Regions from separate parts of the Homo sapiens genome. Here region 2 is linked to region 1. The links are chromatin contacts, found by Hi-C or POLR2A ChIA-PET in ENCODE. All regions are on one chromosome and are shown on one strand. Each heading gives the region's core, a stretch centred on a gene start or an enhancer-like site at or near the end of the contact. The rest is flanking DNA. Distances are from core to core; before and after follow the strand shown. Region 1 has its middle 150 kb from the start of LINC02058. Region 2 has its middle 13 kb from the start of MIR2277.

Region 1 (3,868 bases), core at 401-2,900:
ACACCATGGAATACTATGCAGCCATAAAAAAGGATGAGTTAATGTCCTTTGTAGGGACATGGATGAAACTGGAAACCATCATTCTCAGCAAACTATTGCAAGGACAAAAAACCAAACACTGCATGTTCTCACTCATAGGTGGGAATTGAACAATGAGCACACTTGGACACAGGAAGGGTAACATCACATACTGGTGCCTTTCGTGGGGTGGGGGAGAGGGGAGGGATAGCATTAGGAGATACACCTAATGTAAATGACGAGTTAATGGGTGCAGCACACCAACATGGCACATGTATACATATGTAACAAACCTGCAGGCTGTGCACATGTACCCTAGAACTTAAAGTATAATAAATAAATAAGTAAATTACTTCATGAACACAAAAAAAAGAATTAGTAGAAATTCCTAAATTTGCAAAAATTATTAGCACAGTTAAGAGATTTTCCTGGGTGCCTTCAGAAGCCTAGGAACAGGAGTAGATAAAAATGAATAGAAGGGCTCATTCCTGATGTGGAATTTTCAGGATGGTTACAGCAGAAGAGTAAGGGAAGACGATGGAGAAGAAACTGGTCTGAAGAGATATTATCTGTGTTATTTCATTAAAGCAGCAGCAATTTCTCAATAAAAAAGGTATTTGTTAGACATTGAGTCTAATTTACAGATGAACAAAGTTTGAAATAGCAGGTTTTCAAAAGTGGCAAAAGCCTGTAGTACTCTCTGATTCCAGGAATGTTCTTTTCCACTGTACATTGCCTTATGGGAGTGAGTGAATTGGAGGTTTTGGTAATATTGTCATTAAAATTATTACGTTAACAGTGAGATTAATGCAGGTAGTTGGAGTTGGAACCTAAGTAGGCGGGGGTTGACGTGTTGGGGAATATATTAAACGTGAAGAGTAGGTTTTGAGGCAACACAGTAGCAGGAACCCATTATAACACTATCCATACATTATAACACTGTGAATAGAGCAGGAGATCCCACTCTCTGAGTGAATTATTTTGTAAGTGGAGACAAGGTCCAGGATGTGGCCACGACATTGTTACAATGAAATGAAGATGAAAGGCTAGAGAAGCTCCCAATGGAGGAGACTTACAAGTACTAAAGAGATCATCTACTTAGTGTGGAAGTGACACAAGATGATGCCTGGAGATTAGGAAAAGAGTGCAAACCAGGGGCAAGAATCATCAATGACTGTGGAGACAGATAGAAAAGGGGTGTGTGATAAACAAGAAACCACTAGAGAGCAGAAATATACTCCTGCTTTGTCTGGCCTGACCCTCCCATACACCATGAGCTGGCTGGCCCATCAAGGTCAGTAATCATCACTTTTAGATTTTCCTATAAAATCCCAGTCACCTTCCACGTCACTTCTTTCTAACATGCACTTTCTCTGAGCTTATTTCAAGTCTACATTAAAACTCTTGGCTCTATGAGTCTAACCACATCCATAACTGACACCGGACTTGGCTTTTCTCATATTCAAACTTCAGCTTTTTTTTTTTTCCTAATGAACTCTTATTCATGAGGCTGTCTTTTGTGTCCTTCTTGTTTCTTGGGTTAGAAATCCCAGCCATAACTTTTACCCTAAACCACATCCCTGTGTCTTAGAGAGTGGCATATCTGGAAGGCAGGAGCTTCAAAGAACAGCTGGCCTTTCAGTGAAGTGGCAAAACAATATTGGGCTGATTCAGAACAAAGAGTGCCATCTACTGAAAGCCCACTTAGCTGTTTAGTAATTTATTCAGCTGTATGAGTTATCATAAAATAGTCTCAAAATAGCATTGTGAAAAACATGAGATGGGAGAAAAGGACATGAAATGTTATAGCCAGGTAATCCTAAAATGTGGTGGTTAAAGGCGGAAGTCAAGGTCTACCCTTACCCACTGAAAAAAGGGTCTCTGAGATTGTTTTCCTTCCTATGGGATTCTGTGGGAAGTTTCCAATAGACAGTCACCTAGAATAGGGAAATGGCTTTTTATTACTAAAGATGAATATTTAATAATAATCATTTGGAGAATTAAAATAGTTCAAAATGACAAAGTAGACCAAAGTAAACTAGGATAAAACAGAAACAAATTATTATATGGAGGCAAGGAATCCTATTCCTGTATGGCAAGACGATGGTACCTGAATTCATAATGTACAGTGGTCCAAGCAGATTGGTTAGAGAGCAACAACCGCATGCATTTTGCAGGGAATGTCTCTCACCCTGTTGCCACTTTTTTCAGTGCTCCATATGCTAGATTGCAACTACAGATTTAGCCCTTTTGCCCAAAGGCATCTGAACCTGTGAAAAGCCTAGCTGGGGCACTTTCTATTGTTCATTGACAACTTGTCAATTTACTTCCAGGCAAAATAATTCATAAACATGATAAGTAAGGCAGATAAAACAAGAATTCTTTCACACTTTGCAACTTTACTGCAAAAATGGCTTATTTTCCATAAATGTGTGAAATCTCCCCTCTGAATTGTGACTGTGCATTGAACTTTAAAACTGTTTAGAAACAGCACAAGCATTTCACAATTCCTGACTGTAATAAGATGAATGTTAAATATTAAACATGCATTAAAAGTGATAAAATAAAAGATTTTCAAACGTTCACTAGCATCACCATATTTCTCTTTGATTCTCAGAGTTAATAAAAGTTAAGTTTAACAATACTCTCTAAGAGACAAATGTTTAAGCACTATCTTCTAAATTTGACATTTCATATATTTATATTAGCTATTATCAAAACCCTTATGTCAGTTAAAAAAAGATAAACTATATTATTATTAAATTCAAAAGCAGTATGTGGTATGTTAGCATATGTTCATACTGTAATGAAGTGGCTTTTGTTTCTGATATTTATAATCATTCCATTTCTAATGTACTGTTTAAATATTGAAAGCTAATTGTGAATTCTTTTAGGTAAAATATTTTAAGTAGATAATAATTTTGAAATATATTATTCTCTAAGGCAAAGCGGTCTATTTATGTGTAGTTATTTATAAAGTCGTAGTCTTTAATGAAGCCATGTTCCCTGGATTCAATTCCCTGGTAATGGATTAGATTTTAAGCTTCTTGCTTACTGTGATGCCATCCCACAGTTACACTCGGCGGCCTCCTGATTTTTCCCAGGTGAACCTCCATAACACCAAACATCCTAATTTTGGACAGACTGAAAATGAAGGGAAAAACGAATGAGATGGGATCCAAACATACAAGACCAGGTTCAGCTTCCTGGCTTTGTTCTTCTTTTGTGACCTTTGCCCCTTAGACACAGTCTAGATTCCCGACATTTCCAGATAGAGGGTTTGAAGGTCCTATTAGCCTTTTCCCCCTATTTCCCCACATTTTCTTGACTTACTGTAGAATATTTATAAACAGGAACACATATTCATCTGTTACATAACAAATGGCTTTTGGGAAATAAGTGAGAGAACACGAGAAAAGAAATTTCAAAGACTGCAAAAAAAGGGGAGTACAACAAATCTGTGATAAACAAGGGTGCCTCAAAATAGGACACGTTTTGCAGGAGGCAGCGTCGAATAGTAGAAAGAGCCCAGAACTGGGGGGCCAGGGACCTGGGTTCCAATTACGTCACTGGTATTGAAGTTCTGATTCTCGAGGAGTCCATCCAGTTCGGACCTCGGTTTGGATCAGTTTTCCCCTCTTGGGAGAAAGAGGACAGTGCTGGCTGGGCTCCAGATCCCCTACTGATTTTTTTTTTCCTTTTGAACACAGGGATTTCCTGTAAGATTTTAAATGAAGAAAGTCTTCTACTGCTGTATAAAGAAAAAAAAAAGAAGAAGAAAGGTATTTACTGCCAGATCTAAAATTATATTATTATGTGAATAATGTAGTTAGATGATCTAACTTAATTC
Region 2 (3,784 bases), core at 966-3,465, 520 kb before region 1:
TTCAAATAATTTAATTGGGAGGTGGCTGGATGACCACAGAGAGGTTGCAAAAGATAGTTATCCCCATTAAAAGAAATACCATGATTTCAGTCTTTCCTGACATAATTAAAGGCTTTGGTAACACTCCTTTATTTTGCCTCATGCTGTGAAAAAAATCACTTACTTCTCCAGCAAATGAAACTTTAAAATAAATTCTGCAGTTTAATTTCTGCTTTTAAAAGTTAGTAGGTATACGAGGAAACAGAGAAAGCATTAGAACAACTGAGTTACACTTCAGCTATTTAGCAGTTTAACATTAGAAGGAAGAATACAGCCAGTTTTCAACTTAGCCAACTTTTAAAACTACATGTGTTCCTGGAAAATAATACCCGACTAGAGTCAATTTGCATGAGATTCTAAGCTAGGATCTCAAGAAGGTGATAAAATATATGAAATTTCTTGAGTAAATGGTTGGGGAGGATTTGTAAGCATCTGAGGATCTAGTGATCTATTAGAAGCACAATGCACTCAAATTTGAATTTTCATGATCAACTTTCAACCCTGAAAAAATGAGAGCCATTTGCTTAACTTAATCTGTAACATATGTTTGCACCAGTAGCAGGTTTTTTGGTGTGTGGCTGGGGCTGATCAAGTTGTAAATTTTCTGCTTTAGGTTTTCAGCGCCTGCTAGTTTCAGCCTAACACCTAGAGAGAGTCTTTGCGGGGTTCTTCACCAAAGCAGCCAAGGTTTGACAAAAGGTTTCCAAACCACCGAGCTCTGTGTGTTGTTAATTTCCCCCAAAGGTAGAACATTTCTATACAAATTAGTTTCCAAATCCTAAAAGCAAGTAACAAGTTAAACTCTCCCATGTCAAAGTGTTTAAAGTTATAAAGAGATATTTTTAATTTGCAACCGTTGCCTTCCTCACCAGCAATCCTTTCTTTAAAAAACAGACAATGGTATGAGAGCAGTGGGTGCTGTGAAAATGACATCTTCATTCGACAAAACAATATTCAGGTCTTTTTGGCTTATCTTAATTTTTTCCACCAGAAATTTAGAACTACTGATTTTCTCTCTTCGTGCTTCAACACAAAGGAATCCCTCCAAAAGTGTTTTGAATATCTGAGAAGAATCATTTAGTGATTGAAATAAATATACATTAGAATCCACAAATCATTCTTCTTGTGAAACAAGCTGTGTAGTGACTTTCATTACTAATATTAAAATATATCTCTTTGTAGACATAAATTTTTAGTACTTGGGCTATAAAGAAATCATAATACTTTTTCAATCAATTAATGCTATCTCATAATGACAAATGAAAGTAATAAGTTCCCCACATCAGCCTGATTCATCTTCGAGTGAGAATGGGGAGTAGTGGTGGGAGAGGGTGGTGGACTCTAGTGGGAAACCTCGACGATTGTAAATCACCATCTGGACCTGCTGAGTTGTCCTCTTGAAAACCTCAATCACATTCTTGGAGGAAAGTTACTAAGGTGCCTTTTTAAGTGCACCAGAACAGGTAATTGAACCACACATGTGCCCTAAATTTAGGTGCAGAGTTTCCCTGAATTTCATTATTATATGGATTAAGATGGGCAGCTCCCACCTGGACGATACCTTAATCAAAAAGAGAAAAAGTGTGACGAAAACAAGGGCAATAATAACATTACCAGCACTGTACTGATCAAATGCCCACAAATAGTTCAGAACAACGGTGCTAAAAAGCCGCTTTAATTCTGAAACAGAAAGTCCTGAGACACCGAGCGCCATCTAGCAAGCAAAGTTAGAATCAAAGTATGCCTGAGTCAAGCACAGAGCACAGAAGGACAGGGGATGGGGAGGTAAAGGGGGACTTCGAGATCACTTGCTGTGATTTAACCATCCACCCAGTCTCACCTGAGCCCAGAGCTACCTGCAAGTTTCTGCTCTTCGCCTCACCGACCAGCTCAAATAAACCTAACAACTGAGGTGAGACAGACCGTTTCTGCCTCCAGCCAAGGCTAAAGGACAGCTCCTCGCAGGATTGCTTATTGTCTTTAATTAGAACAGGCCGCTTCTCCATCCCCTCCTACCACCTCCCCAAAATCAGCCTAGTGTCTAACTAGTTTTGCACCTTCTTATCCAAATGGGGACAAAGAGCAGTGCCTGAAAGGCTCACCTTGGGCTGAAATGATTCCCAGGGCTTCAGCGCAGAGGAAAGCGCATCGCTGGGAAAACATAGCACGATATGAGAAGTCACTCTGAGTTTACAAGGCTGCCCAGACGCCTCCTGACAGGCGATCTGAGCTCTCTCCGAGTGGCATAAGACACATATTTACTTAACAAGCCACTGATGGTCATGGAAATGGAATGCTGCCTCCTAAATATAAATGCTGTAACTTTATTCTTCTCCAGGCAACTGGGTCTTTGATATTTTCTTTGGCTGAAGAAAAGTCAAAGGTAGCTAGAAAGCTAGAAAACTACCCTGTTAGTGTGTAGCTTGAAGGGGGTGGGGGTGGGGTTGAAACACTTTTTAAAAATAATTTTAAAGTTTGAATAATGTTACCTAATTATATGAATATTCTTTGGAACTGGGCTAACAATGTAACTACAAAATAAAGCTTCTGGGATTTCAATGTGAAGAAAGTAAAGAATAATCTGCTGGTTTCTGTAGAGGCAGGTACCGCATATTTTTCTTTTAAACCAGTCCATCTGAATTCAAAAGACTGAGAGAGTTCATCTCAATAATATGTGTGCTTTCTAAAGAGTCTTTCTGGAATTTCATTTTAAGGCTGGAAAATAATCCAGTGTATATACATGCTAGTCTTAAACTACTCTTAATTTCCTGCTATTGAATATTGCCTCTATAGTAGCTCATTGATTCACATTGTTCTTAGAATACAGAGCCAGAGCTAGGCTTTTCTATTGTTCTCTCCTCATCTCCATGTCCCACACACAATTTTTTTCCCAGTGAAGTGAAGTTTTGTAAAATAACAACAAAAACAAAAACAAAAAAATTAGAAAATGAAATATTAAAATATTCCTGTTGAATATCAAATGCTACTCCAATCTCAGGTTTGCTACTTAATGAACACAAGCACAATAGATATGAAATAACAGTCCTCTTGATTTTTCTACTGTGCTATTTGCTGTGCAAAACAACCACATTAAGAATAAAGGAAGCATGAGATAAGAGTATGCTTAACACACTCACAGGTCATAGAACTTACAGGAAAAAAAAATCTCAGAAAAATCACAACCCACCCAACAAACCTAAGCCAATAAAGAGAGACTTCATAGTTTAACCCACAATTTAGAACACATCTAATACATTTCTACAAAACCTCCTTTTCTCCTTATGCCTGAAAATATGTGTAAAGATCTGAGGATGGACAGTAGACACAATTCATGCTCTCTCTTATTTCCCTCTCCCTCTCTGAAGTTCAGAAGAAAAGTTCCCAGGGCAGTCTTGCCTCCGGATGCCAATAAAAATTTAACTTTGTGTGTGTGTGTGTGTGTGTGTGTGTGTGTGTGTGTCTTGTTAAATAGTACATTTCTCCCATCAAGGTCTTCTTAAACACGGAACCTTCTCCTAGACAGGGTACCCAGCTGTTTAATTTAACATTGATTTATTGCTTTTAAAAGTAAATTTACACACATGCCAGCAGCGCTCCGTTTTGTTTCCCCAGACCCTGAGATTTATTTTCTACTTAGCGCTTGTCTGACAAAACAATGTCCTTTAACTTTATTACACATCGATAAGGAAATCTGTCTTATTTTTGTTCAGATTTATTGCTGTGTTACTTGTGGGGACTTTTGTGA

What was found. A loop is a pair of places that touch in the nucleus more often than their neighbours do. ChIA-PET counts read pairs that join two places held with the same protein, here RNA polymerase II (POLR2A). Pooled maps may share reads with other maps.
Region 2: a loop to region 1 is called in a pooled map, with 5 times the contacts of the local background. The contact joins two enhancer-like sites. A Hi-C loop is called at or near these places in 1 of 168 maps with a recorded cell type or tissue (Right ventricle myocardium inferior) and 3 of 50 pooled maps. POLR2A ChIA-PET finds 5 or more read pairs at or near these places in 2 of 52 experiments (MCF 10A and activated CD4-positive, alpha-beta T cell).

What each region holds. Positions count from the first base shown.
Region 1 is chr5:93,090,298-93,094,165 of GRCh38, reverse strand. No RefSeq gene overlaps it. Among named protein-coding and RNA genes, the nearest start is that of LINC02058, 150 kb to the right of the region's middle. Within about 2 kb of position 1,650, at least 2 of the 41 ENCODE cell types and tissues checked have a DNase peak (open chromatin) inside an H3K27ac peak, as active enhancers do.
Region 2 is chr5:93,605,967-93,609,750 of GRCh38, reverse strand. No RefSeq gene overlaps it. Among named protein-coding and RNA genes, the nearest start is that of MIR2277, 13 kb to the left of the region's middle. RefSeq lists a silencer at 1,634-1,928. Within about 2 kb of position 2,215, at least 4 of the 41 ENCODE cell types and tissues checked have a DNase peak (open chromatin) inside an H3K27ac peak, as active enhancers do.